3 separate regions of the Mus musculus genome follow, and all the other regions are linked to region 2. Evidence: chromatin loops called from intact Hi-C (ENCODE). Cell type or tissue: left cerebral cortex. All regions are shown on one strand. Each heading gives the region's core, and the rest is flanking DNA. Links, peaks and the distances in the headings are about the cores only.

Region 1 (10,281 bases), core at 1,497-9,496, 180 kb before region 2:
CACTGTTTTAGCAGCTTTGTTTATAATTCCCCCCAAGTTGAAGCAACCAGCATGCCATTCAGCAGGTGACTGGATAAATAATCTATGGAACACAGTAATATTACAGAAAAGAGAAATGAGATACCAAGCCATGAAAAGATATGATGGATCCTTGAGGCTTATTACTAAGTCAGAGCTAATCTGAAACACTGCTTACTATCTGACTGGATCAAAAAGGATGGAATCTACCTCAGGTGACAAGATGACCTTGTCACCTCCTTAAGGGTTAATCCAGTGAGACAGGTGAGGGGACTGAGGAGGGATCCACCCCAGGAAGACATATTCACCTTACAATAACGTACTCTTCCCTTACAGAATTATGGCCTCCTAATGCAGTTCCCTTGCTATGCAAGCGTGAGCACATGAGTTCAAGTCCTGCACAGTGAAGCACAAATCAGGGTGTGGTCAGGTGAGCACCTGGGACCTCAGCACTGTGAGGGGCAGAGCCAGGAAAACTGCAGGGGCTTGCTAGCCAGTGAGCCTAGCTTCAGATTCAGTGAGAAACCTTGTTTCATGGGGAAAAAGGCAGAGAATGGTAGAGCAGAATACCCAGCATCCTCCCTTAGACGTACACATGTGCATATATGCCACAAATAAATTAATTAAGAGTAAATATTTGGGACTTTTAAGAAAATGAACTCTTTCTTTTCCTTGTGAAGTAGCAGATTTCCAAGTAGCAGGCTTCTCAGTGGCTTATCTGGGAGGCTCTGCCTGTGAGACTTTTGGATAAGCTTTTGAATATTAACAGGTTCTGCTGAAGAAGCCATTTCTATATGCCAGGAGCTGCAGCTAATATTTCTTGTGAATTGTGTCACTTCAGTCTTCAGAAAAACTTTGTAAGTTCAGAATAGATACCCTTGCTCAGAGACAAAGTTAAGGGTCAGAGGTTGCCACAATTTGTCTATGCCTTAGAGCCAAAAGTGCAGAAGCCAGGATCCAAATCCCTGAGTATGGACTCCAGGCTTCTGCTCTGGGTGCTTAACTTTCCTCATGAAACCACCCCGAGGCATTTATTAGCTCTACTACCCCTCCCCCCCCACCCCCCCACCCCCCGCCCCGACCCAGGGGACTGCAGCCCAGAGACAACCCAAGTCACAAAGAGAGTATCAGAGCCAAAGCAGGTCCATTAGATTCCAAAATCTGTTCAACCCCAAAGTAGAAAAGAAGGCAGAAACACAACCGAGAATCCCCTCAAAGAGGTCTCCCTTTTCCTAGGGAACTGTCTCTCATCCAGCCGCTTACCTCCTCCCTTGGGTCTCTTTCCAGAATCTTCCTTTTTCTCCCTTTCCCCCAGTGCAGCATCTGGGCTGGAGAAGAACCAATTTTATCCTGGGAGAGTAGACTCACTGCTTCCCAGTTGCTTAAAGAAGGAACAGCCAGAGTATGGCTAGGCCGGCCTCTCCCAGGCCGGCCTCTCCCAATCTCATACAACTGGGGAAGCCCTGTACACATAGGCTTAGGTCAAGAACCAGCAACACGGAGCATAAGTACAGCCTGATAGCTGACCAATTAACTGCAGCTCTCCCTTTTAAAGTATCTATTCAGGGGCTGAGTGGTTAAAAACTTGTATTGGTGTTCCAGAGGACCCAAGTCCGGGTCCCAGCATTCACATGGGGGTGGGGTGGGAGCTCATAGTCGCCTGCACAGCACCAGGGAAATCTACTTCTGACCCTCTGGCCTCAGCAGGCACCAGAGCCCATGTGCATATACCCACACACAGACAAAAGCACATAATTAAAAGGTGGCGCACGCCTTTAATCCCAGCACTTGGGAGGCAAAGGCAGGCGGCTTTTCTGAGTTCAAGGCCAGCCTGGTCTACAGACTGAGTTCCAGGACAGCCAAGACTACAGAGAGAAACCCTGTCTCGAAAAAACAAAAGCCAAAAACCAAAAAAAAAAAAAAAAAAGTAAAAAAGATTTTTAAAAGAAGCCAAAGCATCTAGTCTGAAACAGACATTTCATGGAGGCGGGGCGGTCTTACACTTAAAAAATTAGTATTCATTGGTTGGGGCGATTTTACGAAAGAGAGGAGACTCGGTTCTAGGACATGAAGCTGGCAACTCAAGGACAGCAAGTCCTCAGGAGCTTGGGACTTGAACCTATCAAGGACCCAGTTCTGCTGTTGCCTGGGAACAGAGAAGGGAGGAGCTGCCAGAGAGAAGGGAGGAGGGGACAGGGAGAGGGCAACCTCTCAGCTGCGCGCCCTGACGACAGCAGGTGATTTTTTTTTTTTTTTCTGCAGCGCGCATACTCTCAGCATCTTTTCTTGATCACCCCACCTCCCTTGCTGAGCCGCAAAAAAGGGTGGGGCCGCCTCTCTGCAGCAGAAGACGACAGCGGCAGCGGCTGCGGCATCACCGGGGGTATAGATAGAGGCCGTTTTGCTCTCTGCTCTGTCTGGGTTGGAGGTGACCGCTGCCAAGCCTCGCTAGGCGGCCGGCTGAACCAGACGGAAAGGAGATAAAAGCCTGCTTGCGGATCCTTCCCTGCGCCATGGCTTAAGCCCACAGCCTCTTTGCCAAGCATCTCCTTGCTCTGCCGGGGTCTGCTAGACACCGCAGTCGCAGAGAGGGCGCGCCCAGACGCCCTAGGCCTGGACTCTGGGACGCTGAGCCTCGCTCCTATTCTTCACTGCCCACAGCAGCTCCTCTGCAGCAGGCGTTTGCAGCCGGCAATCGAGGGACTTTACGGACTTTATCTCAGCGGTACCTTGTCCCCGGGTGCTCTTTGAGGGTGGAGGACGAGGCAAAGGGCTTCTAAGGGAAGGAAGCGGTGGGAACCACATTGGCGGGTCTGGGTTGGGGTTAAAGGGAGATTGGAGATTTGATTTAGGACCACAAAAAGGCTTTGTGGCTAACATGGCGTGGCCGTGCATCACAAGGGCCTGCTGCATCGCCCGCTTCTGGAACCAGCTGGACAAGGCGGACATTGCGGTGCCGCTGGTTTTCACCAAGTACTCGGAGGCCACCGAACACCCAGGCGCCCCTCCGCAGCCGCCAGCTCCGCTGCAGCCCGCGTTAGCGCCCCCCTCGCGTGCTGTCGCCATAGAGACGCAGCCAGCCCAGGGAGAGTCGGATGCAGTTGCCCGGGCAACAGGGCCTGCGCCCGGGCCCAGCGTCGACCGCGAGACTGTAGCCGCCCCCGGCCGGAGCGGGCTGGGCTTGGGCGCGGCCTCAGCCTCCACTTCCGGCTCAGGCCCCGCGGACTCGGTGATGCGACAGGACTACCGCGCCTGGAAAGTGCAGCGGCCCGAGCCAAGCTGCCGGCCGCGCAGCGAGTACCAGCCGTCCGACGCGCCCTTCGAGCGCGAGACCCAGTACCAGAAGGACTTCCGCGCCTGGCCGCTGCCCCGGCGCGGGGACCATCCCTGGATCCCCAAGCCGGTGCAAATCCCTGCGACTTCGCAGCCTTCCCAACCTGTTCTCGGGGTGCCCAAGCGTCGGCCTCAGAGCCAAGAGCGCGGGCCCATGCAACTTTCTGCTGATGCCCGGGACCCGGAGGGTGCTGGAGGAGCCGGGGTGCTGGCGGCAGGAAAGGCGTCCGGTGTAGACCAGCGCGACACACGTAGGAAGGCAGGGCCAGCATGGATGGTGACTCGCAACGAAGGGCACGAAGAGAAGCCTCTGCCCCCAGCCCAATCCCAGACCCAGGAGGGTGGTCCTGCAGCTGGAAAGGCGTCCGGTGCAGATCAGCGTGACACACGCAGGAAGGCAGGGCCAGCATGGATGGTGACTCGCAGCGAAGGGCACGAAGAGAAGCCTCTGCCCCCAGCCCAATCCCAGACCCAGGAGGGTGGTCCTGCAGCTGGAAAGGCGTCCGGTGCAGATCAGCGTGACACACGCAGGAAGGCTGGACCCGCGTGGATGGTGACTCGCACGGAAGGGCACGAGGAGACGCCGCTGCCACCCGCCCAGTCTCAGACCCAGGAGGGCGGCCCCGCAGCTGGAAAGGCATCTGGTGCAGACGAGCGCGACACGAGGAGGAAGGCGGGGCCGGCCTGGATGGTGCGTCGCTCGGAGGGGCACGAACAGACACCCGCTGCCCATGCCCAAGGCACAGGGCCTGAAGGAGGCAAGGGGCGCGCGGTGGCAGATGCCCTCAACAGGCAAATCCGGGAGGAGGTGGCGAGTACAGTAAGCAGCTCTTACAGGTGAGACTGGGGCAGCAGGTGATGCTGGTCACCCTCATCCCCTCGCGAGGACCACCCATTCTACCCCCACACCGAAAGCTTCGCATTCAGCTTCTTCTCCAGGGCCAGACCACACCCTCTTCAGCCACATTCCAGAACCCTTTCAACCCAGACTTTACTGCCCCACCCTGTCGGAAAGCCCTTAACAGTTTCCACACTGGTTTTCCCAGCTTGTTTTTTGTGCCACCCCTAAGCCACATTTTCCTCTTGGCTGCCTAGCTCAGCTCCCTATCTGCCCCACAGAGACCCTGTCAGTTTCCCCCTGTCTCATCAGTTCGCCTGCTGTCCCAGCCTGGCTCCCGTCCCCTAGTCGCCTCCACTCATTCACTTCTCACTTACTTCCCCGTGAGACCCTTTCTCCTCCCCAGTCTCTTACATTGTCCTGGTCTCTTCCTATTCGATTCCTCCCCCAGTTCCTGGCTGACACTCAAGCGCCACACCCTTTTCCAGATTTCTCTACATGCTCCTTAATAACTGGCTCTAGTACTTTGAAGTCATTCCCCTCCTGCCTCTTCAGTAGCTTTGACACATTGGGCGAGCTTTTTAACCTTCCTGGGCCTTCACATTCTTATCTGTAACTGGGATCAATAATAGTCAACTTAGAACTATCCACACAGGACTGATTTAAGCTGAGATATTCTGTACAGTTTTGAGGATAGACTAAATGCCAAACATGGCTCTAGCTGATGGAAAGATGGAAAGAGATGACTCGGGATGACTGGCCATGCCTGAGATGTAGTGAGAGGTCTTGTTTCCATTTATACTCTCCTATGTGATGCCCCCTTATTCTTGATTCTGCTTCCTGGATGTCCCTAGCCCTCTTCCCTGTTGAGGCAGCTCCTTTCTTCCTTTGTGTTCAGATGTTTCTATTTTTTCTTTTAATTAATTAGTTAATTAATTAATTTACTTATTCCCTTTACATCCTGCTCACTGCCCCCTACAGTCCTTCTCCCCATGCCCCACTTCTTCTCTAAGTGGGTGGGGTCTCCCCCTGAGTATCTCCCTACCCTGGTACATCAAGTTTCTGCAGGGCTAGTCTAATCCTCTCCCACTCAGGCCAAACAAGTCAACCCAGCTAGAAGAACATATTCCACGAACAGCCAACAGCTTTTTGGGGTAGCCCCCATTCCAGTTGTTTGGGACCCACATGAAGACCAAGCTGCACATCTGCTGTATATGTGCAGAGAGGTCTAGGTCCAGCCCATGTATGCTCTTTGGTTTGTGGTTCAGTCTCTGAGAACCCCTAAGGGTCCAGGTTAGTTGACTCTGTTGATCTTCCTGTGGAGTTCCTATCTCCTTAGGGGCCTACAATCCTTCTCCCTATACTTCCACAAGACTCCCCAAGCTCCATCCACTGTTTGGCCATGGGTGTCTGTATCTGTCTGAGTCAGCTGCTGGGTGGAGCTTCTCAAAGGTCAGACATTAATGTGTCCCTTATCCTCTGGCACATTCACGTTCCTTGAAAATGAACGCTTTCAAACTTAGAAACATCCCCCATCTTCCTCCACGCACACCCTGTTTATACAATTCTCCCTGTGCTGCATGCAGCCTTGGCCTGCTTTCTCACCTCACATCCATCCAGTGCACATCTCTGAATGTTTAGCTTTTGGGCCTTCCTTTATGTTTCTACCAACATCAGCTAGCTGATAGATCCTAGTTGACTTGAACATGTAGCAGCACCGGGCTTGGGTACTGAGGAAGCAGATGTGTGTGATAATGATGGAGCTGGCCTTGTGCAGCTGTGACTTCTGAGGTCTTCATTCAGCTCCACAGTCAGTTAGGTGCCCTTTTCCTAAGTGTGGAAGGAAGGGCTACAGAGTTAGTGTCTTCTGCTAACCCTGTGTGTGGGCGCTTCAGTAGGCTCTGCAGGCACTCCTCTCATGCAGCCAGAAGACTGGCATAAATAGAGACTCTATTGTTAAGGCAAAAGTCAGAGCCCTGCCTCAGAATTCCATGGCTTCCTGCATTCTGGTTCCCACTAGGTACCTCTCTCTGGGTTAACTGATATCACAACCAGACTGACCTTCCAGCATTAGTATATTACTTCCTTTCCAAGGTCTGGGTCAAACAAGGACGAAGCTCCTTTTCCTTGGACAGCCACAGGGAAGTGGGGTTCTCATAATAATGTTTATACTAGCACTGGAGGATCAAAAGAGAGACAGAAACAAACACCCACAAGCCAAGATGAATGTGAGTTTCTGATTCTGCCCTGGTACTTGTGTTCACAAATCCTAGTTCATTTATCTGAAAGGTTGGTCTGTGGGTACCCTGGCATTGGATTCCTGCTTCCCCTTTCATCTTCCACTCTGCCACGCCCTGGTGGGTGGAACCTTACGGGTGGAATCTGGCGAGTGGATCCACCCAGCAGGATCTGCCCCTTCTCACCTTCATAGAGATCAAGCCAGTTGGATTCAGAGAGCCAAGGCTCCCACACCGCCTTGGGTGATCCTGCTCAGTTTATGTTTCTGAGCTGGCTGGAGTTGTTCTATTTGTGGAAGCTGGGTCAGACAGCTCGAGAATGAGCCCGCCCCTCAGATGCGACGACTCACTTCAAATGTTGGTCTGTGCCTTTGTTCCAAATAGCACTCTACCCTGCAACAAAGCCTTACCTGTGGTAGGCATGCATGCCCTTGTCCACTTTCCAATTACACAAATACTGGCTGCTTAGACTCGTGTAGGGGACACGAGTCTCTTGAAGATCGCTTTTATCTGCTGTCAGAATTCTATCAACTTATTATGAACAATCTTTGAACACCTCGATTCTTTTTAAATCACATTTTCTGTAAAGTACATATATTTGACTTTGTGACCATCCATGCCCTTTTGTTGTATTTTGAAATATTAAGAACATGTGTCTTTCTAAAAAACAGACATTTCTTTAATGAACAATTTGAATTTATGACAAATTTGTTGCAAAACTTACTTTGTTGCTGTTGTTCCATAAGAAACACTAATCAATTCCAGGGAAATGGACTTTGGGTGGAAGTATCTGTAAAGAAGTAATATGTTCTATAAATTAACATAACATAGTATAGATAAAAAAATGTCTGGGATGTATAGACCTATTTGGAACATTGTTTTTTTCCCCTCCCCTATTGTCTGACTTTCTTTTCCTTGCTATGATTCTGGAGAGCTCTTTAGTTTAAATATACCCCATGTCCATTGTAAAGGGGCCTGGTGTCACCATAGAAGCCAAATTAGGCTCCACATCAATGGCAATTTGATTTATACGACCTTCTCTTCTCGCCATGGCGGCTGTTCCCTCTCCTGGGCCTTACAAGTGACATCCATCACATGGCAGCAGTGTGAGAGAAAAGGACATGTCCTCCATCATCGCCATGCACTGGTCTGTGATTTAATGCACATTCTATTCTGTATGCAGAATCGTATATGTGCAAATGCGCAGTCAGTGAATAACATCAGCTACCCTGGGCTGCTCTGGCTTTGAAAAATTGTTCTTATCAGCAGGTATAAATGGTATCTGGGGGTATCTTTGCCATTATCCATAATCATGAGGTTGATAAAATTTTAATGTATTCTTTTGACATAGATAATACTATAAAATCAAGAACCACGTCTTAAAGGTAGATTTTATTGGGGAGTCACTTGTGACATTTGACCTTGCATCCTCAATTAGGAGATAGATGAATCGTAAGGAAGGCATTAAAATTCCCCTCCCAGTTAACCCCATTGCCTTGGCTGTCTGCTAACAGGATGAATGTGGCACCAGGTGCTCCTGCAGCGATGCTAATGACAACCTCTTCCTAGATGTAATCAGGGGAGGCTCTGGGAGGTGAAACTAGTAAACCAGAGGCAAATACTTGAAAGATGAAAACAGTAGCGGGAAGTCAGAAGGAAAAGAGCCTTTGGTTTCCAGCCTTGTGTGAAGGTTAGAGAAGGCAGGTCTGACTTGGCTTACACCCTATGCACCAACTGCATACTTCCCTAATTTTCCTCTGCCCAAGTTCTAGCAACATCTCAAGACAACCTCAGATGCTGACCTCTCAGCACCTTCTTCTGCCCGGCCTTTCCAAACGATTCCTTCCTTTGTAGTCACAATGTGTGAGACAAACTCTATGTGTTGGATGTGCTCGCCCACATCTCCCCAGCTCCTGAGGGCTCAGATGAAGGGCTTTGTTTTGTTGGTATATTTCACAGCTTAATTCTTTCTAGGAATTGTTGGTCATATGGGACTTTTAGGGCTTAGTGAAAAATTTATTCACTTCCATATTGATAAATTTCCTTCAATTTAATGTGGTTGAACTTACAGCATAAAATGACCCCCAAGCCCTGCTGATGCCAACCAAGGTGCTGGGGGTGGGGGGGAACCAATGAGTGAGCTTAAATCCTACGTAAGGAAGGGGGTCATGTCTTCTTTAGAATAAAGCCTGAATTCTGCCACATTATTCCAGAAGGAAATGCTCATCTGGGGAAAGGCAGATAGACCCACAGGCCTCTCTGCACACAAGTCTTCACCTAGGGCAAGTGGCTCAATCTCTCTGCATAGTACAATCTCTAAGAATGCTAATGCAGGGCTTGGAGAGATGGTTCAGTTAGTAGCGTGATAGCTGTGAAAGCAAGAGAACCTGAGCCCGGACGCCCAGAACTCACATAAAACTGTCAGGTGGGGCAGCATGCATCTGTTACTCCAGCCCTGGAGCAAACAGTGACATCCATGGAGCTCAGTGGCCAGGTAGCCTAGTCAAGTGAGTGAGTTCTAGGTTCAGGGAGAGATCTTCTGCCAAAACGTAAGGTGGAGCATGACCAAGGAAGATATCTGCTATTAATCTCTGACCTCCACATGCGTGTGCACATGTGTTCAGATGTGCACATGCACACAAATGGTTATACACACTTTTTTTTTTAAAGAAAATGCTGATGTATAGATGCCCCACCCAGAAGTTCTGATGCAGTGCATCTTGGGTATCTAGCCGGGACATCTGAACATTCTAAATTCTTGGTGATTCTGTAGTCAGGGTTCTCAAACCTCAGGATGGGAAGAAAGAACCTCCTGAAGAACTTTCCAAGCTTCGGATCCCCAGGCTATGTCCTCAGATCCTGTTTGGCAAGTTTAAAGTGGAACCCCCAAATCCATTCTTGTTACTAAGTAAGACTTAAGGCTTTCTTTGTTAAAAATGCACTGTCCATTTTTAAAGTACGTTAAACACACTTTTTGTTCAAGTCGGCTACATCCTTCACTTACGTAATTTCCCTCCACAAGATCTTATATGAATATATAATCATGCATACAGGGTTTTAAATTTATCTTCTTACAGTTAAGCCTGTAGCAAACTCATTGAATTTTTGTCTTCGTGTATAGACTATGTTAGGGATCTGATCCCCCAGGGCTGGAGAGATGGCTCAGCAATTAGGAGAGATGGCTGTTCTTGCAGTGGGCTCAAGTTTCCAGCACCCCCAATAAACAATTCATAAGGACGTGTAATTCACCTCCAGGGTATCCACACACATGCACACACACACACACACACACACACACACACACACACACACACACACACAGACACACAGACAGACACACAGAAATAAAGTAAATCTGAAAAAAAAACCAACTTCCCCCTCTCCCCTCGCAGGTGTCATTGTCCCACCCCCTTTTTAAGGCTTTCCTTTCCCCCCCTGATTAGGTCTCTCCCAGCACATAAGTGTCATATATACTTGGGTATCATTTCTGGATCCCCTTTTCCGTTTCATTAGCCTGAGCGAATACCACACACTCGTTTTCTCTTATTTTGTACTATCCTTTAATTATTGTTCCTCTTGGGAGGAGCATCTTTGCTACATCCACTAATTTATTATTGCTCCAATACATTTATTTCCCTAAGTTAATCTTGTGATTGGGAACCTTACCACATTGTAATCAGCTCTGTCAAGGAGATGATTATGTGTTTCTAGCAAGTAGTAATCTGTTGCCATGCTTCCAATGTGTCTGCGCCTTGTTTGTGTTGTGTTTTGCATTGATTAGAGTGCATCTGTTGTTTCGAGCGGTCCGTGGCAACAGATGTCTGTCTAGGGACACAGGACGGCTTCTAACAGTTT
Region 2 (10,281 bases), core at 1,486-9,485:
TTTATACCTTCGATGCTTCGATCTCTTTCTGAACATGGCTTTCATTTATCCCTTTGGCCTTGTGCCAGGGTCATATTGCTTTGAAGATGTCAGTTTTAAGGGACATTTTAATCCTGGTCTGTGTTTAGACTCCCTGGTTCCGCTGAGTCCCAAGCAGGGGAGGGCCAAAAGGCTTGGGAATGGGCAAGGAGGGCAGCACTGTGGCCTAGGGCTCTGGCCTGCGAGGGGCCTGGGAAGTGGGGAAGTCAAGGCACTTCAGAGAGCTGCTTTGTGACAAACAGAAGGCCCAGCCACCACCAGAGCCATCTCAAAGGCCTCTTCAGAGGGATGCTGTGCTCCGAGCACTCCCTCTGCCCCTGTGCTGTGCCCCTAACTCCCCCACCCCAGGAGGCAGCAGCTGGGCTTCAAGGCTTGTACCCAGGAGGGCTGAAGCCCAGAGAGAAGCCAGACTCTGCCTGACCACAGGAGGTGCTGCTGAGCTGGCCTGAGGCCTGCTGGGCCCCATGGACAGTTCAGCAGCACTGACTGTGAGTTCAGCCTGTTCTCAGGCTGCTGGTGCGCATGACAGTTCTTTCTGGTGCTAGCTTCTGTCTTTCCAGCTGGCACATTTGACCTGCAGCTCACACCTTTACTTCCAGCACTCAGAAGGAAAGGGCAGGTGGATGGCCAGGGCTACACAGAGAAGTCCTGGAGAGAGAGAGAGAGAGAGAGAGAGAGAGAGAGAGAGAGAGAAGCACATTTGAGAACTTCCAGTATGCCGGACACCATGTTTGTCATAACAGCATCAAGCAGCATTTATTGAGTACTTGCTGTATGCGACACGTCCTTTTCTCTCTGTTATCCCTTTCAGTTATAATTGTTCAAAATGGCAGCACTCACATCTAATATTCATTTCCTTTTGGTGGCAGCTTCTGTGCAGAGCACCTTACATGCATGTCCTTATTTATGTGTCAAACCCCTCCCTGAAAGGCACTCATCATCATCCCTCTGTCCCTGCTCAGAGCTGTTCCCTGAAGGAAGGTGCTAGCCTCCTCCAGTGCAACAGGGGTTGACCCAGGTGTAGAGACTCCAGGCATCTGCCAAGAAGCTAACCAATCTACAAGCCTGGATTCCAACTCTCCTTGGGTCTCAGCACACAGGCAAAAATGAATGAATGAATGAATGAGCAAACGAATGAATGAGTGGATCCCTCCCTTGCCATCATGAGTCATAGCCCAGAAGGACAGAAGTGCCAAGGCAGGTCTACCCCAGGCCTCTGGGTAGATCCTGGGAGCCACAAGGTTGCAAGCCTGTGCTATTCCTGTGTCTGAATGACACCATGGGGAAAAACCCTTTCCCAAACATTTCGATAATGCTACCAGGCATGATGGGTACCACTGCAGCAATTGTAAAACTGTGATGAAATTTTAATTGTATTAGGATTATGGGGAATCAGTTTTATTGCAAGGACTTCCGAGGTTGGCCTCCTATTGTAATAAGATGTCTTCAGAAAGGGCTCCTCAGAGTCCCTCCTCCACCCACCCACCGCTGTCTCATTCCACCACAGACAGGGGCTTTTATGAATGAGGGAGGAGCCCAGACCAGGAAGGATTCTAGGGCTCCAGAGAAGACTGAAGCAGGGAACCCCAGCTTAGTCTTACTTAGTTTGGGGTTTCCGGTGCCGGTTGGCACAGATCTCTGTCCCTGAAGGTACCTCAATGCTCATTACAGCTGTGCCCCACACTTCCCATGGAACATACTAGAAGCTGGGCTGGGGATATAGTTCAGTTGGTAGTGTCTGCCTCGCACAGTCAAGACCCTGGGTTCAGTCCCCAGCCTAGCGTAAGCTGAGCATGCTGGTGCCCATCTGTAATCCTAGCACTAGGGAGGCAGCAGAGGGATCAGGAGTTCAAGCTACATGAGACCTGATGTCAAGAGAAAAGCAGCCAAATGTAGGAGACCTAGGCTGCCAGTCCGACAGACGACATTGTGAGCCAAGTACCCCCTAGTGTGAGCCCAGCCCCCTCTCACTGCACAGTTCACAGGCTACTGCCCTGGTAGAGGCCTGATGCCAGAGAGGCCCTTGTTTTCCACTTTGTCCTCATCTTGTCTTCATCTTCCCTTCTCTTTCTCCACGTCTCTTTCCCTGGGATCTGCCTGCCTTTCCTGCCTCTGCCTCTGGTTGGCCTCTTACTGTCCATACAGCCTTCAGCTCATCCCTGGCTCTCTCCTTCCCTCCTCTTCTTGCACTATGTTCTTCCTCCTCTTCTTCCTCCTCCTCCTTATCTTTTTTTGTTTGTTTGTTTGTTTTTTTGTTTTTGTTTTTGCTTTTGTTTTGTTTTATTTTGAGACAGGATTTCTCTATATAACCCTGGCTGTCCTGGAACTCACTCTATAGACCAGGCTGGCCTTGAACTCACAGAGATCCACCAGCCTCTGCCTCCCAAGTGCTAGGATTAAAAGCACTGCACTGCACTGCCCCTGCCCAGCCTGTGGGCACGTCTGCTTTCTTTCTCCTCCTCCTTTCCCAGACAGAGGTCCCCTCATTCTTGCCCTGACCCTCTGTCTGGTACTTTCCTCTCCAGATGGGGCTGGTGGTCATCCTGGCCTCCACGGTGGTGGCCATGTCTGCAGTGGCCCAGCTCTGGGAGGATGAGTGGGAGGTGCTGCTGATTTCCCTGCAGGTGAGTGAGGCGGGCTAGGGACAGGGACACTGCCACCCCAGGACCCTTGCAACCCTTTATCACTCCTGTTTCTCCAAGGCGCAGAGAGGAACAGGGAGGGGTCTGCACAGCAGGCTTCCCAGCATCCTCAGTGGGCAGATGGAGACAGGATTGCCTGTCTTGTAGGTAGAGACGGTCAGCAGCATGCTGGTGACCTGAGGGTCTGGACCTGCCTTTGAGTCCCTGGTCCCTCCTGCCTCTCTTCACACCCAGGGCACGGCACCATTCCTGCATATAGGGGCCCTGGTGGCCATCACTGCACTCTCCTGGATCGTCGCTGGACAGTTTGCCCGTGCAGAGCGGTCCTGTGAGTACCCCTTAGAGAGGGCCCACCCATCCTGACCTCCATGAATACAAATGCCAGCTTAGACTGTCCAGGGACTCTACCTGGGTGGTCTGGGAATGAGGTGGGGCCCTTGTGCTCAGCATCAGGGGCTGGCTCCAGGCTAGTCATAGATGCTACCAAAGAATGCTCTGGGTGGAAAAAAAAAAAAAAAGAATGCTCTGGGTGTCCATGTCTTCCTGTACATGTGTGCCTAAGTGTGGGGTTCACTTCCTGTCAGAGCAAAGGCCACTCCACAGAACACCACGTTCTGACTCCAGTCTGGCTGGCTAGGCATGGTTGGGCCTGGTGAGAGATGCACAGTGGCTCATGGGACGTTCCTACTGCCCGTGTCTGCAGCCTCTCAGCTCACCATTCTTTGTACCTTCTTCGCCGTGGTCTTCACCTTCTACCTGATCCCTCTCACCATCTCCTCTCCCTGCATCATGGAGAAAAAAGACCTGGGCCCCAAACCTGCCCTCATCGGCCACCGAGGGGCTCCCATGGTAAGCACCCCAGAGGGTGGACCGGGGCAACAGCTGTTGCAGGAGAGGAGCATGTGGGAAATAAATGTCATGTCTGTGGTAGCAGATGTATCGCCAGCATAGAAGGACTTCCTGGTTTTGGTTTGATCTGCTTGAGACAAGCTGGGGTTTAAACTACCGCCAGCCTTCCTGCCTCTGCCTCCTGAGTGCTGGGGTTACAGGCATATGCCAGCACGCCCAAAACATAAGGACTTAAAAGCAAACAACAGGCTGGGGAGATGGCTCTGCAGGGGAAAGCACTTGCTGTAAAAGCCCGGCACACTGAGTTTAATCCCTGCCACCCACATAAAGATAAAGGAGAGGATGTTCTTCGTGTGCACTGAAGCATGTGTGCACATGCTCTCTCTCTCTCTCTCTCTCTCTCTCTCTCTCTCCCTCTCTCTCTTTCTCTCTCTCTCACACACACACACATGTATATACATACATAATGATAATGACTATAACACCACACTGACAATGTTTAAAAGTATTTATTTTCACTTTTATGTGTATGGTTGCTTTGCCTGACACCGTGGAAGCCAGAAAGGGGTGTTGGATCCCCTGAGACTGGATGGAATTACAGACAGTTGTGAGCTGCCATGTGGGCACTGGGAATCAAACCCAGGTCTTCTGAAAGAGCAGCCAGAACCATCTCTCCAGCCCCCAAATTAACAATTATTTAACATGACCTAATATCATAGTTATTTTTCCTTTGTCTCCAAAAATATCTTTCTGTAGTGCAGACTTTTAAAATCATGATCCAAATGACATCATGCAGCCCATCTGCTTGACACATGTCCCCCGAGTGCCTTTTCATCTGTGACAGCCCCTCCCCCAGTCTCCTTTGTGCTATTTATCTGTTGATGAAGCTGTCTCTAGACAGCCTCCCAAGCTGTGCATTTGGCTGCTCCATCCTGCGGTGGTGACTTGCTCATTATATCTGTTGTCCCATTTCTGAGATAGGGTCTCGGTGTGCAGCCCAGAATAGCCTGGAACTCACAAACCACCTGAATCCCCATCCTGAGTGTTAAGGTTACAGGTGTGTGCCCCGTGCCTGGGTGTGGCGTTCATTTTATGCTTGTTTGGTTTTTACCCTGACACAGGATAATTAGTGATGCATATTTGCAAGTCACGGTGTGGTTCTCAATTGTACAATGCATTATCCTCACACCGCAGTGATCCACCTGTCACATCACACCCTGTTTCATTGTGTTAGGAGCGTCCAGAATCCTCTCCTTTGCCTGTTTGAAAAGACACAGGGAGTTAGCATTTACCACTGCCACCCTATTGCAGTAGAATGCTAGAACCCATTCACATGGCCCATCATTTCCACCTGGTGACCGGCCTCCCCTCCCCCTCCTACCTTCTATTGATCATTATTCTGCTCTTTACTTCTGTAAGGTCAACTTTAAAACAACAACAAACAAACAAAAAACCCTCAAAACACCTTTTTTTTTTACAAAAAAATGTGGCATTGTGATGCCTCAGGACACGTGTGGAGATTCAGCCAACAATTTGCAGGTGACGGTTCCCTCCTACCAAGCAGTCCTGGGAATTAAACTCAGGTTGTCAGGTTTAGCAACAAGAATCTATACCTACTAAGCCATTTTGCAGACACTTTAGTGCTGTTTTTTGGGGGGCGGGGGGGGGTGTGGAGGCACGGATAGCCAGTGCTCTCTCCATGTCACTGTGAATGACTGTGTCCAGCCAGAGTCACCACGAGTGTGTTCCTGTGAAGGCTTCACAAATGATTGCCAGCCTTTTGAGTTGCCAGGTCTAAATCCAATCTCTGGTTTGGTGCTGACCTCTAGTGGTAGGAAGAGGTATGGCAATTTACTCTGCACAGGACCAAAGGAGACTCACTGCCCAGCTAGATACCCACAGAGAACAGTGATTCCCATATCCCCAAAGGTCTGAAGAGAGGGTGGGTCCTTAGGAGGGAGGATTCACCCAGGGTTGCAAGGCAGGGTCATGTAGCTCAATGGCTGGAGTCAACCTTCTGGGTGATGATCTGCCCTAGGGTTGCAAACTTATTGTTAGGTGTCAAGCATGAATTTGAGTCCATGTGCCAGTGTAGCGATGGAGAGATTATTATTATTGCTGTATAGATGAAGAAACTCATCACACCACAGCAACCCCATCCTCTCTCCTTCCCCCTCCAGAATCTCCCCCCAGACTGGGCTTTGAGATTAAGCCAGAAGGGACCAAGCACTCAGTCTCTGCCCAAAGCTACTGTAGGCCCACAGGCCTGTGGGGAAGGCCATTTGCTTCTAGAGTCTTGTTCAGTGCCTGTAATACAGCAAGGACAATGTGATCAGAGTGATTATTTGCTAACTCTGTTATTATGGCTGTGTCAGGCATTCATATTCATACGAGTCCATACCCAGCACACTGCCTGTCCCTTCCCCCCAAACCTCCATGAGGTATACATATTATAACAAATGAAAACATGGAACCTTGAAGCAGCTGTGTGGGTGCCCGGGTTCCCATAGCAACTCCACAAAGGAGCCAGAATGAGAGGCAGACCTAGCAGGGGGCACCTCCCACTGGCTGGGGAAGGGTCACCAACTGGACCCTAGCTCTGCCGTCACCAGTCCTTCCTCTCCAGCTGGCTCCAGAACACACAGTGATGTCCTTCCGGAAGGCGCTGGAGCAGAGGCTGTATGGGCTGCAAGCTGACATCACCATCAGGTTAGTATGGCAGAGAAGGGTGGTGGCCATTCTTCACCCCACCCCCACCTCTGCATCTGGGTCTCCTCATAAAAACCTCCTGCCCCTGGTGATAGGAGGGGGGATGAAGACTTGGATGATCACAACAAGCCAGGCATCCTTTTAGAGGTTTGTGCTAGACTCCAGAATAGAAAGAACAGACTACTGTCCAGTCAGGGTTTAGGTGTGGGGACACAGACCTGTTGGGAAAAAAATGACACCTGTGAGTCTCACGCCTTTCATCCCAGCACTCTGGAGACAGAGGCAGGCAGATCTCTGTGAGTTTGAGGCCAGCCTTGTCTACAAACCGAGTTCCAGGACAGCCAAGGCTACACAGAGAAACCCCATCTCAAAACAAACAAACAAACAAACAAACAAACAAACAAACAAACAAACAAACAGATCATATGGAAGTGATGTGAACATTTCCATCTCTAGATGCAGCATTTGTGTTAACACGAATGTCAACCAACGGGGAAACCCATCCCAACCTCAGGGGTAACTCAAAGGATACCCCTGAGGCGGAGAGAAGGCAGGGCCACCAATTACTGCCCCACGGGGTGTACAATATACAGCTACACCACATATGTGAGGTTACCACTCCTGGTGTAGACCACATAGATTATACGCCCCACGCCTCTCCATAGGAGTGGATAAAATTTCTTGAGGAACAGGGAGCGAGGGAGCCCTTTATTATTATTCTACACTAAGGAACTCTGTGAGCTGTGGCCAGTCCTGGTGGGTTATGAGGATGCGGGAAGTATGTGGACGTTGTCTAAGGGACCTGTGCAGGCACTGCTATCAATATGACATTTCAAGGACTTGGTTTGAGGCCAGGTTCCACCATTTAGTAGCCATGGACCTTGAGCTAAACGCTTCCTGCTTAGCCTCCGTTTTCCCCATTATCAAGCGAGGCAGTACTTCCCTTCTATCGTTGCTAAGTGCACAGACCCACTTTCCCCAGCCCTCCCCTCCCCAGCTGTCTTCCCCACTTGACCTTCGTAGAGAGCCAAGGACTTGTCCCTTGAACCCTTTGAGGTCCTCACTGGCCTAGGGGGGGATCTGCAGCTGAGATGGACACAGAACAGCTATGTCGTTTGAGGGCGGGGAGTAGGGAGGGTGGTGATGGGAACAGATGATATCTCTGAGTGGGCGGTGACAGTGATCCTCTCCTGCAGCCTGGATGGTGTGCCCTTTCTCATGCATGACACTACCCTGAGGCGGACCACCAATGTGGAGCACCTGTTCCCGGAGCTTGCCCGCAGGCCTGCTGCCATGCTCAACTGGACTGTCCTGCAGAGGCTCAATGCCGGCCAGTGGTTCCTCAAGGTTTGCCTGTACCTGGGCCTGCCTTAGGCATGGGAGACATGGAAGGCTCCTAAAGAAGGAGGCAGGTGGCCTTCAGCTCAGATGCTCCTGACCAGGCTAGCCAGTGACCCCCCCCTCTGGTCCCTTGCATCTGGACCCCATAGCTGTCACTGCTTGTGTGGGGTCTCTGTTGATTGGCTTTCCCTCTCATGGATGCTGATCTTTAGTAGACTTGCTGAAGCTGCAGATGCAGGGCTGGGGATGTAGCTCCGTTGGCAGAGTGCTCACCTAGCGTGTACCAAGCCCTGGATCCTTCCCTAGCACCACAGAACCCTGATGGGGTAGGGCAATCCCAGCAATAGAGATGAGGGTAAAGCGGAACAGGAGCTCAAGGTCATCTTTGACTACAGAGTGGACTCACGGTCACGCTGGACAGGCTCTAAGCAAAGGATTCACTTGGAAAGCGAGGGTGGGGGAGATAGGGCGGGGAACATAGAGGCAAATGTCAGGCACTCCTAAGACCCCTACTGGGCCACAGTCAATTGCTCAACATATCCACAGCCACTGGCAGCCCCGGGTCTCCATGCCCCATGGCCAGGAAGGAAGGCGTTTGAAAGCTCCAAAGACCTAATGATAGCATGCATGTCCCTGTTTCTACCAGACCGACCCCTTCTGGACGGCCAGCTCCCTGTCACCCTCCGACCACAGGGAGGTTCAGAACCAGTCCATCTGCAGCCTGGCAGAGCTGCTGGAGCTGGCCAAGGGCAATGCCTCGCTGCTGCTCAACCTTCGGGACCCGCCCCGTGATCACCCCTACCGTGGCAGCTTCCTCAACGTCACACTGGAGGCCGTGCTGCGTTCAGGCTTCCCCCAGCACCAGGTGGAGCCCAGTGGGTGACCCCTGCTTAGCCCCCTGCATCAAGACCTGTTCCCTTCTCCAGACTTCAGTTTCCCTGTTGGCGAAACAGGGCTGTGTGCACCTTATTTTCCTGACTGGCCCATTGTGGGGACAACAGATCCTTTGAATCTCTCAGAGGAGGGTGGTGGCCCACATTCTCTGGTTACTTGAGTGGAACCTGGCCCAAATCACTGTGGTGTGACCGTTTGGGAACCTGATACCACTCTGACAACACAGTTTCTCTAGATGCTCTTGACTGTGGTCAGAGGAGGGGAGGGTGGGCTTGTCCATCTTGTCTTGACCAGGCAAGCTGCCCAAATTGTTCACTGTGGGCTCTACTGCTTCGGACAGGCCCCACTTTGACCCTTGAAGGGTCTAGGAAGTCTCAGACCCTCTCCCCGAATCTGGAGGTGAGAGGTCTGACCAGCCTGACCACCCTGTCTCCTGCCGGCAGGTCATGTGGCTATTTAACAGGCAGAGGCCTTTGGTACGGAAGATGGCTCCTGGCTTCCAGCAAACATCTGGATCCAAAGAAGCCATCGCTAACTTACGGAAAGGTCACATCCAGAAGCTGAACCTCCGCTACACTCAGGTGTCCCACCAGGAGCTCAGGTGCCTGCCCTGTGCCACCCAAGGTGGCCCTGGAGGAGTGAGGGACTGTGTATCCCCCCAGTTCAACCCTCCACTTAGCACATGTGGGCACAGTGCAGAATACACAGGGAGCCTTGGCACACAGGGTTTGGGAGTGAGATGGGAACCACTGAGCAGTGCTGGTGCCCCTGGACACAAACACTTTCCTCCTGGGGTGGCTGAGAAAGTGTCTGGCTATCAGAGGGGTGCTTCTCCAGCTCCCCACAGCAAAGCAGCTAAAGACCTCTGTCCCCTGCCCAGGGACTATGCATCGTGGAACCTGAGTGTGAACCTGTACACTGTCAATGCACCGTGGCTCTTCTCCCTGCTGTGGTGTGCTGGGGTCCCCTCCGTCACTTCCGACAACTCCCATACCCTTTCTCGGGTGCCTTCTCCACTCTGGATCATGGTGAGTTGGAGACTATGAGGCCCGAGGACATCCATCTTCCTGTAAGGGCTCTCCCTGGAGGGGATGCAGGACATCCAGGGATGGTAGCATCCATGGTGTATGGGGTTGGGGGTGGGAGGTATGTGTAGGCTTAGACAGAATGGAATTATCATAGCTTCTAGGTCTGCATTGAAATTCTGGGGACCCTGGGCCTGACCCATATGAAAGATCACACGGCTTAGTGATAACTCAAGAAGCTAACACTTTCCTGGGTCATGGGTGCTACTCCTTAGATTTAGTTTTAAAGGAAAAGTTGTTCCAGAACGAGGCTGGAGGGCAGGGCAGGTCTACACAGAGGACTGTGAGGAGATCAGTCTTGGAGCACCTGAGACCAGCTGAGCCCCTGTTCCTGCCCCTGAGATAACCCTGGGGATGAGGCAGAGGCCCCTTGCCATGTCCCTGAGGCCACAAAGATAGGAGAAGGCTCCGTAGCTAAGGGTGGCAGAGGTGGCAAGTCAGAGCTAAGTTACCGATGGTTTCATGGAAGAAAGGTGTGGGCAAGGCCAGAGGAGGGCCTCAGTCATGGAGAGGGGGCTATGGAGGCCTGGGTCATGAGCTTTAGACTCATACAACTTATCATGACCCCTGCCAGTCCTGAAAGACCCTGCTTTTCAGCTTCCATCTGCCCACGGTCCTTAAACACCTCCTCTAAGGTGACATGAAATAAGTACTAGGCAGGCAGCAGAAGCACACATATTGTAGTGTTCAGGCCTGGGAGTTGATGGACAGAAAAGTGCCCC
Region 3 (10,281 bases), core at 1,085-9,084, 280 kb before region 2:
CAACCCAGTCCAGTCCCACCTATTCCTGTCCTCCTGAGACAGCACAGCACATCTGTACCTGGATGGGAAAGTAGTCTCGGAAGTAGCGCCACACGGCCCAGTTTCGCACCCACTGCGATCTCCTGCCACCTTCCAGGAAACAAAACACGGTGTTGAAAAGGAGTGGGCGTGAGGGACATTTGAGCAATTCAGGTGAGGTGAGACACAGCCAGTAGGGACCCGTGAGGGATGTGTCTGTCTAGCAGCCCACATAGGATGTCTGTACCTGCTCAGTGGGCCCCTTCCCACATACATTCCCCCAGCCATCCCTTAAGAAAGGTGAGCTCTGTGAACACACTGAGGGAGCTCCAAATCACCCACCCCAAACCATACACAGCCTAGCCCAGGTCTTTCACAGAGTAGGTGTTCCATAAAAAGAGGCAGCAGCCAGGAGGAGGAGCGGCAGCTGTGCAGAGCCAGCTTGTTAGGGTACGGGATGAACACAGGCGGGAGAGCAGACGTTTACCTTTCTTGGGCGTGTTCCAGTCAAATGCCAGCCAGGTGAAGTAGAGCACAGCTATCAGCCAGCAGTCTGTGCAGAAGGTGTACATGAGGATGACACTGCAGGCCACTCCTGGGGGAGCAGGGGACAACAGGTCAGCCTCCCAGGCTCCCATGGAGGCAGAGGTCCCAGGTGCCTAGGCACTGGGAGTGGTTGGTAGGTGGAGCACTGGCTCAGTGAGGAGGAGCAGAGCCTGCACAGGCCTCATTTACTAAGACTCTGGTGAGTCCTAGTGCTAGGAGCTCCCGGCATGAGCAGGACGGGCAATAGAGGGAGACCTCAGCTTCTAGTGAAGCTGATTCTTAATGTCTCCTCCTTGCATGGCCCTTTGCCAGTGCCCAGCAAAGACCCTGGACACAGGAAAGGAATATCTACCAAGTAGCTAAGCCACTGAAGTCACTAAGGCAGGGTGACTTTTATTCTGCATTAGATGAAAACGTGGCAGGAGCGACTTGCCCATGCCTACCTAGAGGAGAGCCAGGATTTAAACTCAGACTTTGAAGTCCATGGTCCATACTCGGCCTTAGAAGTTCACCAAAGGTGAGAAATCTCAGACTGTGATGGGGATGGGGGGTGGGACAAGGGGGTGAGGGGTGGAGTCGGGGGTGAAGAGGACTGTTGTCACAGGAGAGCTGTCCCCTGTAACATACAGAAGGCTAGGCAGCCCCCAGCCAGAGCCAGAGCACACCAGACTCCCGCTCCCCAAACACTTAGTACTTTGCACCTACTGGCAGGCCATGTTGCTGAAAGACCTGGCCCAGAGAGGAGGAGAGCCAGTATCTTATGGCCACCCCAGATGCCTTCATCATGGCTGCTCTTCTCGGTTTCTACCCAGTCTTCAAGCCCTTGTCAGATCCTTGTTCCTCCAGACCACCCCTCAGTATCACACTACCCCATCATCCATCTCTTGCCGCCTAATCCTCCACACTGGGTGGGAGAGGGATTCAGGTTTCATAGGCCTTTGCCAGCTACAACGGTAAGCCTGTCTGAGAGTTGTTTCCATGAGAAAGAGTAAGTCTAGATGCAGATCTCTGTGAACCTAAGAACAGGGAAATTGCGGTTCTCACACTCTTCCTCCCGAGTCTTTCCCTAGGAGAACTAAAACCAGACGGCAGTTTCTGGAGAGCAGGCCATGTGGTTTCTTAAGACAACTTAGCAGTGTAGCAGTGGTACATCCATAGGATGTTGGGTCTTAGGAAGCATCTGCAGCCCGCACACCCTGTTGAAGATAACGTGGGTCCTAAGGCAGCCAGGAAGAATCCTGCCTATATTTAGGCTGCAGATAGTACATTGTTCCGACAGCTTGCCTCCGGCCCCCTTCCTTGGTCCCAGAAAAAGATTCCTCCAGTGCCAGCCTCTGCAGTGTCCAAAGCAAAGAAAGGCTCTGTTCATTCCAGGGCCTGGCCAGGCTCATGGAGTTCAGAAAGGATGTCGTGAAAACATCCTAAAGCCCGTGATGCTGGGAGGCTGGTTGCTATGGGAGGGAAGGTCATCACTTCACACCTGTCCTTCCTGCATGACTAAGTGACAGAAGACCAGAGTTGGTGTTCCAGTTCTGGCTCTTATGTAGCCGGGGCTACCCCTGCCCTCTCTCGGGCTGTGTGTTTTCTCTCACCCCCTGCCTATCCAACAGAGCTAAGGCTATGAGCTAGAACAAGGTGAGATTAATCTCTCCAGCTCCAGCCACCAATATAGAAAGGGTTTGTTTTTTTTTTTTAAATAAAAAGAATGAGCTACCTGCTGAGCATGGTGGCACACAACTTTATTCCCAGCCCTCTGGAAGGCTGGATCTCTGTAAGTTGAGGCCAACCTGGACTACATAGACACACACACACACACACACACACACAAACGCTCGCACATGCCAATCAGGGCTACATAATGAGATCCTGTATCCAAAAACCTTACAGAGGGGGGCTTGGGAAGACAACTATGAGCTAGCCCATAACATGATCTCCCTTTTGGAGAACCTATAGCAGCTGCCTGTGCCATGTCTTCAGGTGATGAGGCTGAAGCCCTCCAATGCCACTGGGCCCAGGACATGTTAGCACAGTGTCTGACTCAGCCTGCTTGTTTCACCCAGAACTTCCTGCATGCATCCCTTCCTGGACATGGCAGCCGCAAGCACCTCACACTGCAGAGCTCTGGCCCCCAGCTGGCAGTACAGGGCCGTGTGTGGGTGCTCTTCGGTAGGAGACATAGCCATAGGGCTGTGGAGAGCAGGGACTTCTAGGACCAAGCGGACTCGGTGACTTGGCCCCGCCATGTATTGCCCACTGCCCACACCTAAGCCTTTACTTTCTTACAGAGGTTGGCAAGATAAAATGACATGATGTTGGAATTTAACACGTGATCTGGACTACATAAGTGCCTGTGGACTTGTATGGGGGGGGGCAAAGTGACATCTAAGTCTTCTACTGGGTGCACATGGAAGTTTAGCATTTCCTTCACTCAACCACAGAAGTATTAGCAAAGCCTGCTGACACGATACCCACAGACGACAAGGGTGTGTTCATATCAAATTATAGCAGTCTCAGCAATCTTGATGATGCTCCATTGATTACTACTTAAGATCAGTAATTATTATAGCTGCTGCTACGTTCTAACTCAACACATAATAAAAAAAGCACACATGACTAAATATCCAACTGGGTTTCAAACGTTTACATATTTATATTCCAGCACTATTAGTTCCTTTAAGACCCAATGCACTTTATTTATACAATTAAAGGAGCCAAGAAGGCCCTCGGCTTTCACCGGAGGTCTAGTGGACTACACGGCAAAACAAAAAACTGTGTAAGAGGAACCTGGAGGGGATCTGTAGCAGCGTCCCAGCAGAGTCTGCCTCTGCTAACAGGCTTGGGACACAGAGGGAGGGAGGGAGGGAGTGGCTGCGACTGTTCATGTAGTCATTAACAGCAGCTTAAGCAGGCCTGATCATCTGCCCAGCTCTGGCTCTCACCTACACCAAGCAGCAGGTTGGAAAGACACGTTGAGCCAGTTTCTGGGCTGTGGCTGGGCCTCACAGATCATTAACCTACAGCTCGGGGGCCAGTCCCTAGTCCCTATCACATGCTCTCTGGGCTAGGATTGCACAATGTACTCAGTGCCCCTGCAGCCAAGCTCTGACCCACTAAGGCAAGTGGTGGCTTCTAGTGAAAACAGAGACAGCAGGAGCTGGTAAGGCAGACTAGGCAGAGGCCCGAAAGGCCTGAGAGGCCCGAGAGGCTGGGGTCACTGAATTCTTGTCTTGGCTCCTTCTATTTTCTTCTGTGGCTCTGGACAAGGCTCTGACCCCACTAGACTCTGCCTTCCTGTCTGAACAAAGATGAGTTGCACTGTCCCCTCTACCCTGGTATGCAAACCACACTCAGGGTCTGAGCCCTGTCCTCAAACCTGTTTCTTCACCTTTCTGGGGCCATGTGACCCTGTAAGAATCTGAGGATAGCTACAGCCACCCTTTGTAGCAATAAAGATGTTTACATGGCCTTGCATTTAATCTTAGGAGTTCAATATTGTGGTCTCTGTCCATTGATTCTGGACCTCACGGTAAGGGGATACACTAGGTTTTGACGCAAACTCCAACTTGCCCTTTAATGTGTGTCATGATCTGTCACTAAAGCTCTACATTTCCAGCTCACCTGTGTAGGAGGAATGTGACAAAAGACATTCCAAGAACCCGGCACATGTGGGATTTGTTCCCATTGCTCTACAGCGTGGGCTGAGGCTCCATGCCTGCCTCAAGGGCAGCTGCTCTCTATCATCTGATGTCTGTTGAGCTCCTGCCACCCTGGGCAGTTTGAAGAGACAGTGCCTGAAGACCTGGCTCCAAGAACAGACACGTGGTGCTCTGCAGCAGATCTGTCCCATGTGCTCAGACACTAACCTGTGCTGAGGACATAAGGCCTGGGCATGAGGAGGAGGTCCCAAGAGAGCAGTGTTTGCTTTCACCCCAAATGATTCTAGCCGGCAGGCAGTGAAGCACCCAGTCAGCCTGCACAAATAGTGTCACAAAGCCACCGCGGGCAGGAGAGTCCCTGGGGAGGTCATCCAGCAGAGGGGATAGGGACTGGCATTGGGATCTCAGGACCCTCTAAGGCCAGAATCCATACAATGGGACCACCAGCAGGCTCTGTGTAATGGCTTTCAACCCTTATTTTCAACCCCCACGATGTCTACCGAAACCAAGTGAGCAGCACCCTCACATCCAAGAGGAGCGTGCTTGTTCTGAGAGCTCAAGAAGCCTAAGGAAAGTCAGAGTAGGTCTCAAACCTGGCAATGCATGCTCTACGGCAAAGCAACACACCTGCTCTTGGCTGGCAGATAAGCTGGACTGACTATAAGAAGGGCACGAGCTCCGGGCAGCCCACAGCACCAGAGGCAAGTAGGTTGGGCAAGTTAAAGCTGCCAAATGAAGAAGCCATACTACATCTATGGACTAAGGTTTCTGGCATGCCTAATGGTGGAATGTTTGACCTAAACATGGGAGTGAGTGGAAAGCAGCTGGGGAAGAAGATGACTTCACTGGATGCAACCATGTCCACCCCACCCCCATTCACCACCACCCTAGGTGAGCTTACCTAGCACCAGGAAGGATAGGACCCATTGTAGTACTGAGATGACCTGCAGCTGTTTTTCCACCTTAGATCTGTTGAGCCAGGTGACAGAGAAGATGTCTTGGAGGGCTGAGAGGATGCTGGAGCCAGTGCCTGCAGGAGAAGACGTCCGTTTGTTTACAAGCCTGCTCCCCAGCCTCAGACACCTCAATGTAACACCCCTCCCACAGATGCCTGGCTAGACAGCTGAATGTGGGCCACAGAATGAGAAATAACTGAACCCTCACTCGGCGACCAAATGTCTCTCTGATGGCTGCTTTACAGCCTTCCCTAAATCATAGAAAACAAGGGGATGTCGTACTGGGGAAGCTAAGAGCAAGCTGTGGATTTGGGCCATATATAGGAGGCCAGATCTCTTCCATCTCCTATGCTCCAAACACATATCTTCCTTTATCTGAGTCTAGTACAAATATTTAGTCTTTGATACCTGTGGCTATGAGGCCAAGGACAGAAGTCCAACATCCAATTTGCAATATTTTGTTTTGATTTTTGTCCAAGTGTACTTTGCGCCTCCGGATCCCTGCCCCACTCCCTTTACTCTGGACAGCCTTCTTTCCATGAAGTTGACTCTCATCCTAGACCACTACCAGCTTAAGAGGGATTTACATTCATCCTCGATGCAGTTCCCAAAGCTTGGGGCTGAGGGAAGATTCGGGGGTATCTTACTTCTCCTAAAGTGAAGAGCTACACTCCCCAGCATGGCAGATAAAACCCAAGCTGGTGTTTGGAGTGGTGGTTTTTTTGTTTTTTTGGTTTTTTTTTGTTTTTTCGAGACAGGGTTTCTCTGTATAACCCTGGCTGTCCTGGAACTCACTTTGTAGACCAGGCTGGCCTCGAACTCAGAAATCTGCCTGCCTCTGCCTCCCAAATGCTGGGATTAAGGGTGTGCGCCACCACACCCGCCTTGGAGTGGTGTTTAAGCAAAGACACACAGGACACACGGAAGCACCTGATCCAGGGCTGTACCTATGTTTGCTTCTAAGCAAGTGCCAAGACTGGAAATCAGGACAACGTGTGCTTGATTAATTGGCTCTGTAGTTGTAGACCCAGGATGACCCCTGGACTCTAAAAGCTAAAGGTAATGCCGCCAGGAAGCCTGGTGCCTACAGGAGAGGTGGCACTAGGGAAGACAAATGACTCTGTCACAATTATATCCTTAAGGGTCTTATGACCTTTCATTCCCTGGACTATATGTGGGGACAAGTCTCAAGCATATGTATAAGAGGAATGAAATTCCAAGATATAGTCTAAACTCCTGACATAAGGCTGGTTGGCTACATCACTGTCATCAACAATGGCTGAGGGCTAAGCATAGGTGCCTATCAGGCAAGGCCAGGTACCCCACTGGCAGGAAGACAAAAGGTGTTGTAGCGATGCCTTGTCCAAAGCATTCTTTGAGGACACACCGTCATATCACCTGTGAGCAGGTTAGAAATGCCAGGGTCCACTGAGTCAATTCTGCAGTTGACAATACTCCCAGGTGCTAAATTTGAGAAACAACTAGAAGTATCTAAGTCTCACATGGAGTAAGAGAGTGAACCAGGGTTCAGCCTTCTGCTAGGCAGGAAAGAAATGCATGACAAATGCCTTCTGCTGTCAGCCCCACCACTGCAGTAGGCAGAACCTCAGGCTAGAGTTCGGAGGGGTGGTTAAGGAAAGGCACATAGGGTATAGGAAGACACCTTGAGCCTGCTGGGAAGTGAGGCCCAAGCCCAGGCCTGAAACCTTCACCCTACGCTGGCAGGCCTTGCATCTCAGTCAGCAAAGTCAACCATAGCTGGGCCAGCACTCAGCTGGGGGGTGGGAGGGATGGGGAGGAGGCATGCAGAAACTCCTTACTGGTCATATGACCTGCCCAAAACTGACAACCCCACGCCCCCAAAAAAAACAAAGTCCCAAGTCCCCCTCGTGTTTTGAAATTGTTTACAAGTAAATAGAAAGGAGCACCCATTTTGTTCAACCCTCATCCCATTATACAGACAAAACCAAGGGCCTGCGATACTCTGCAGGTCTGTATCCAAGCAGGCCAGAGCCCATCACTCTGTCCTCACCCTGTCTCACTGGACCAACCACCTACTGCCTGCCTTGCCTGCAAAACGGGAATGTAGTCCAGGGAGGACCCGCAGCAGTTCTGCGAAGGAAATGGCAGATCTCTGGAAAGGCTGGGAGTGAACCACAGGACCACATTCCTAAGATCCACTCCCACATCCCCCCTGCCTGGCCTGCCTCAAGTCCAGGCGCCAGTGGAAGCCCTGAGGGACCTAAGAGACAGTGATTGCCCTTAGAGGTGACACCCTAGGCTTTCCAGATTGAGAGGACCGTATGTCCTCCAGGGAGGTACAATTCCCGGGGGGACCACCCAAGCCTGGAACCTAACAGAGGCTTTCTAGCCACCCCAGGGAGTCTTTCTGTTTGACAGAGAAGTGAGGAGAGAACAGCAGGGGATGGAGAAGGAAGCTCTCCCTCTCAGCTTCCACACTCTCTTCCTTGTACAAAGGACATAGTTCAAGATGATTGTCACATGAGACCAGATGCTGCCAGAGGCCAAGTCAGTTCTGATTCACATCTGGGTCCCCAGTGCCCTGACAGGGCCTGGCTAGTATGAGAAAAAGGCACTCAACCCTAGTCATTCGGATCCCTAGGGCTCCTTCCATGCAGGGCAGAGCAGCAAGAATGGTACCCGAGGAGATCCTGAAGCTGGGAATCCTGGGAGTCTGTCATCGTCACCCCCATGTGATGCTGATCATGGCCAGGGCCTCTCAGAGTGTGGCACTCTATTCAGACCCAAATTCAGGCTCACATGGGCCCCTATGCTGCTGGTCTCACATCCCTTCTGTCTTCTCCCCCAGGAAGCTGCAGGATGCTGGGAAGTAATGGAAAGTAATGAGGGTAGATCAGGAACGGTTTCATGTTCTTCTTGTTCGTATTTTGTGTTTTACCAATTAGCTTTGGTCTTGCCAAGTCTCATAGCCCATGATGGCCTCAAACTTGCAATTCTGCTGCAGTTTCCTGAGTGCTGAATGACAGGCATGCTATAGAAGGCTTCTTAAAGAGCACAGAGGGGCTGTAGGCTTTTGGGTTCTAGTCCCAGCCGTGCCACCAATTCCTATGTCAACTTAACTGGGTGGCTTTCCCTCTCTAAAATGGAGTGAGTTAGATCAAGCTCATGGTCCCTGGTGTCTACCTCCTGGCCAGAATTTGGGCCCTTAAGTTAGTTTGCAGCAGCCCTGGACGATCACCTGGGGAACACGGAAGTGAGGGTTCCCTGTACATCCCCAGGGCGGAACTAGCCTTTGCCATCCAGTTGTTAACACGTCTCTACTCCAGCTTGCTTGGCAGAAGTCCAGCTGGTGAGGAAGCTAATCAAATGCCACCACCTCCACACCCAGCCTGTTTGACTCGGAGGTAGGGTGGGCAAGAGAGTCTTAGCATCCAGCCAAATTCAACTTCCTCATCCCAAGCCTTTCTGGGCACACCCACTCTTCTCCGCTTACACAGCTCCAGTCTCACAGAATCCCATGTCACCCACCCCTATCAGTGACTTGTGAGTGCCAAGACTGGACCTGTCCCATCTGTGTGTGTAGAACCTCACACGGGGCCATGGCAGCAGGGGGTTGTGTGTGGGGCAATATGAAGGTTTGCTGTATGGCTGAACAAATCCAACATGGCTGGCCTCAGAGGAGGTTGGATGCCCAATTGGCCTGGGCTGCTTTCAAGAATCCAAGCCAGCCCTGTTCTGAAAACGCCGAGCCTCTCTGGTTGTCTATAAGCGCAGTCTCCCTGACTCACGAAGGGAACAGAACCTCCTCTTGTAAACATGGCTTTTCACAGAAGAGATGATATGTGTACAGTGGAGAGTAAATAGACGAGTCCTGTGCAGCCAAGGCTCCCACAGGCCACTCAGGAGGCTGATCCCTGCATACAGCCCATGGACCACTCCATGTCTGAAGGACAGAGGGAAGGGAATGCCACAGAGGCCCAGAGCAGATGTCTTACCACCCTGTGCCATCTCACTGTCTCACAGTACTCCTTAGAAGGGCACACAACAAGGAGGAAACCAGCATGATGAAACCCAAAGAGGGTAACCTCATGGAGAGGGCACAGGAAACCAGACCCAAGTCTCTTCAGTCACTTGAACAATGCCACAGTACTAAACATGGCAAGTCTACACCCAAACCCCAAGATAACACCTGTATGAGGAGGGCTGCCTGTTCCGCCTACACTGTGCCTCACTGCCATGGGGACAGTTCTGTGCAGACTGGCTGTACAAGAAGGGACAACCCCACCCAGAGGCTCCCATGGTCAAGCTCCAGCTAAGGTCATGAGAGCTGCCTGCCAGTGGACCCAACAGCCTCCATCTTAGGGACCAAGAACGGGAACAACAGGAACTGTGTTAGATGCCTCTTGTTCAGTACCTAATATCACAGTGAGTGAAGAGGCCATTTCCCAGGGCCTCCTGGCTGTCTCTCACCCTTGCCTAAGAGTGACAGAGTACACCTAAGCCCCCACTCTGGAGAAGGGCCAGCTCTGCCCTGTCTGGCTCTGTGACATGAGATGAGTGATTAAAGCTCTCTGAGCATTAGAATAACCTCATGGGGTTGTTGGAAAAGATTAAATGAGAAAATAGACGGGAGCCTGGATGCGTAAGCTAACTGCTTCGAGGCCTGCTGAGCAGAGTCCCAATCCTGGGAGACACATGGTGGACAGCACCAGCTCCTTCAAGCTGTGATCTGACCTCCACACAGGGACTGTAACATGCATGTGTGTGTGTGTGTGTGGGGGGGGGGTGTACAGGTAACAAATTGTTCTTAGTGTACGTAAGGTGTGTGTGGCCAGTTAGGCGAGACAGCTGCTGCCCTCACCTTGCAGTGGAAAGGATATAAATAGTGAGCAGACAGCGTCTTACACAGTGTGCTAATGGGGGGACAAGGTTGTACATTAGGGAAAACAGTACAGAGTAGGCTTTGGAGGAAGGCGAGCAGAGACTGTCGGTGGTAGAACAGCTAAAACAAAGAGGGGGTTCCAATAAGGCACGGTCAAGGCACATCATCAACAATCCAGAAATGGGGAGGGGTAATCGGAATGTCCCAAAGAGAAGTTGAAAACAGAGGACTGTCTAGTCAA

Evidence for each region. A loop is a pair of places that touch in the nucleus more often than their neighbours do. Peaks named below come from ENCODE experiments on the same cell type or tissue, not always from the same donor. Only the 100,000 strongest peaks of a DNase experiment are listed, where the experiment ranks them.
Region 1: a loop joins it to region 2, with 2.5 times the contacts of the local background. A loop is called at or near these places in 2 of 42 quality-filtered maps.
Region 3: it touches region 2 in a loop (2.3-fold over the local background); 2 of 42 quality-filtered maps call a loop at or near these places.

What each region holds. Positions count from the first base shown.
Region 1 is chr7:99,265,126-99,275,406 of GRCm38, forward strand. Map6 (microtubule-associated protein 6) reads left to right here and starts at 2,322. Exons shown (of 3, transcript NM_001048167.1): 1 at 2,322-4,188. The coding sequence starts at 2,897. Gm26705 (predicted gene, 26705) reads right to left here and starts at 2,093. Exons shown (of 4, transcript NR_103487.1): 1 at 2,020-2,093; 2 at 1,282-1,346. In left cerebral cortex, for the core only: no CTCF peak of the experiment used is centred there; DNase peaks (open chromatin) are centred at 2,269, 3,113, 5,979 and 6,625; H3K4me3 peaks cover 5,885 bases; H3K27ac peaks cover 3,469 bases.
Region 2 is chr7:99,445,558-99,455,838 of GRCm38, forward strand. Gdpd5 (glycerophosphodiester phosphodiesterase domain containing 5) reads left to right here. Exons shown (of 18, transcript NM_201352.3): 8 at 2,565-2,663; 9 at 2,916-3,009; 10 at 3,385-3,530; 11 at 6,157-6,239; 12 at 7,436-7,586; 13 at 8,227-8,445; 14 at 8,918-9,075; 15 at 9,355-9,502. Among named protein-coding and RNA genes, the nearest start is that of Klhl35, 15 kb to the right of the region's middle. In left cerebral cortex, for the core only: a CTCF peak has its summit at 5,370 (motif pointing left); a DNase peak (open chromatin) is centred at 5,357.
Region 3 is chr7:99,164,577-99,174,857 of GRCm38, forward strand. It overlaps Dgat2 (diacylglycerol O-acyltransferase 2), which reads right to left. Exons shown (of 8, transcript NM_026384.3): 2 at 5,122-5,250; 3 at 506-613; 4 at 59-129. Among named protein-coding and RNA genes, the nearest start is that of Dgat2, 13 kb to the right of the region's middle. In left cerebral cortex, for the core only: no CTCF peak of the experiment used is centred there; DNase peaks (open chromatin) are centred at 1,801 and 5,328.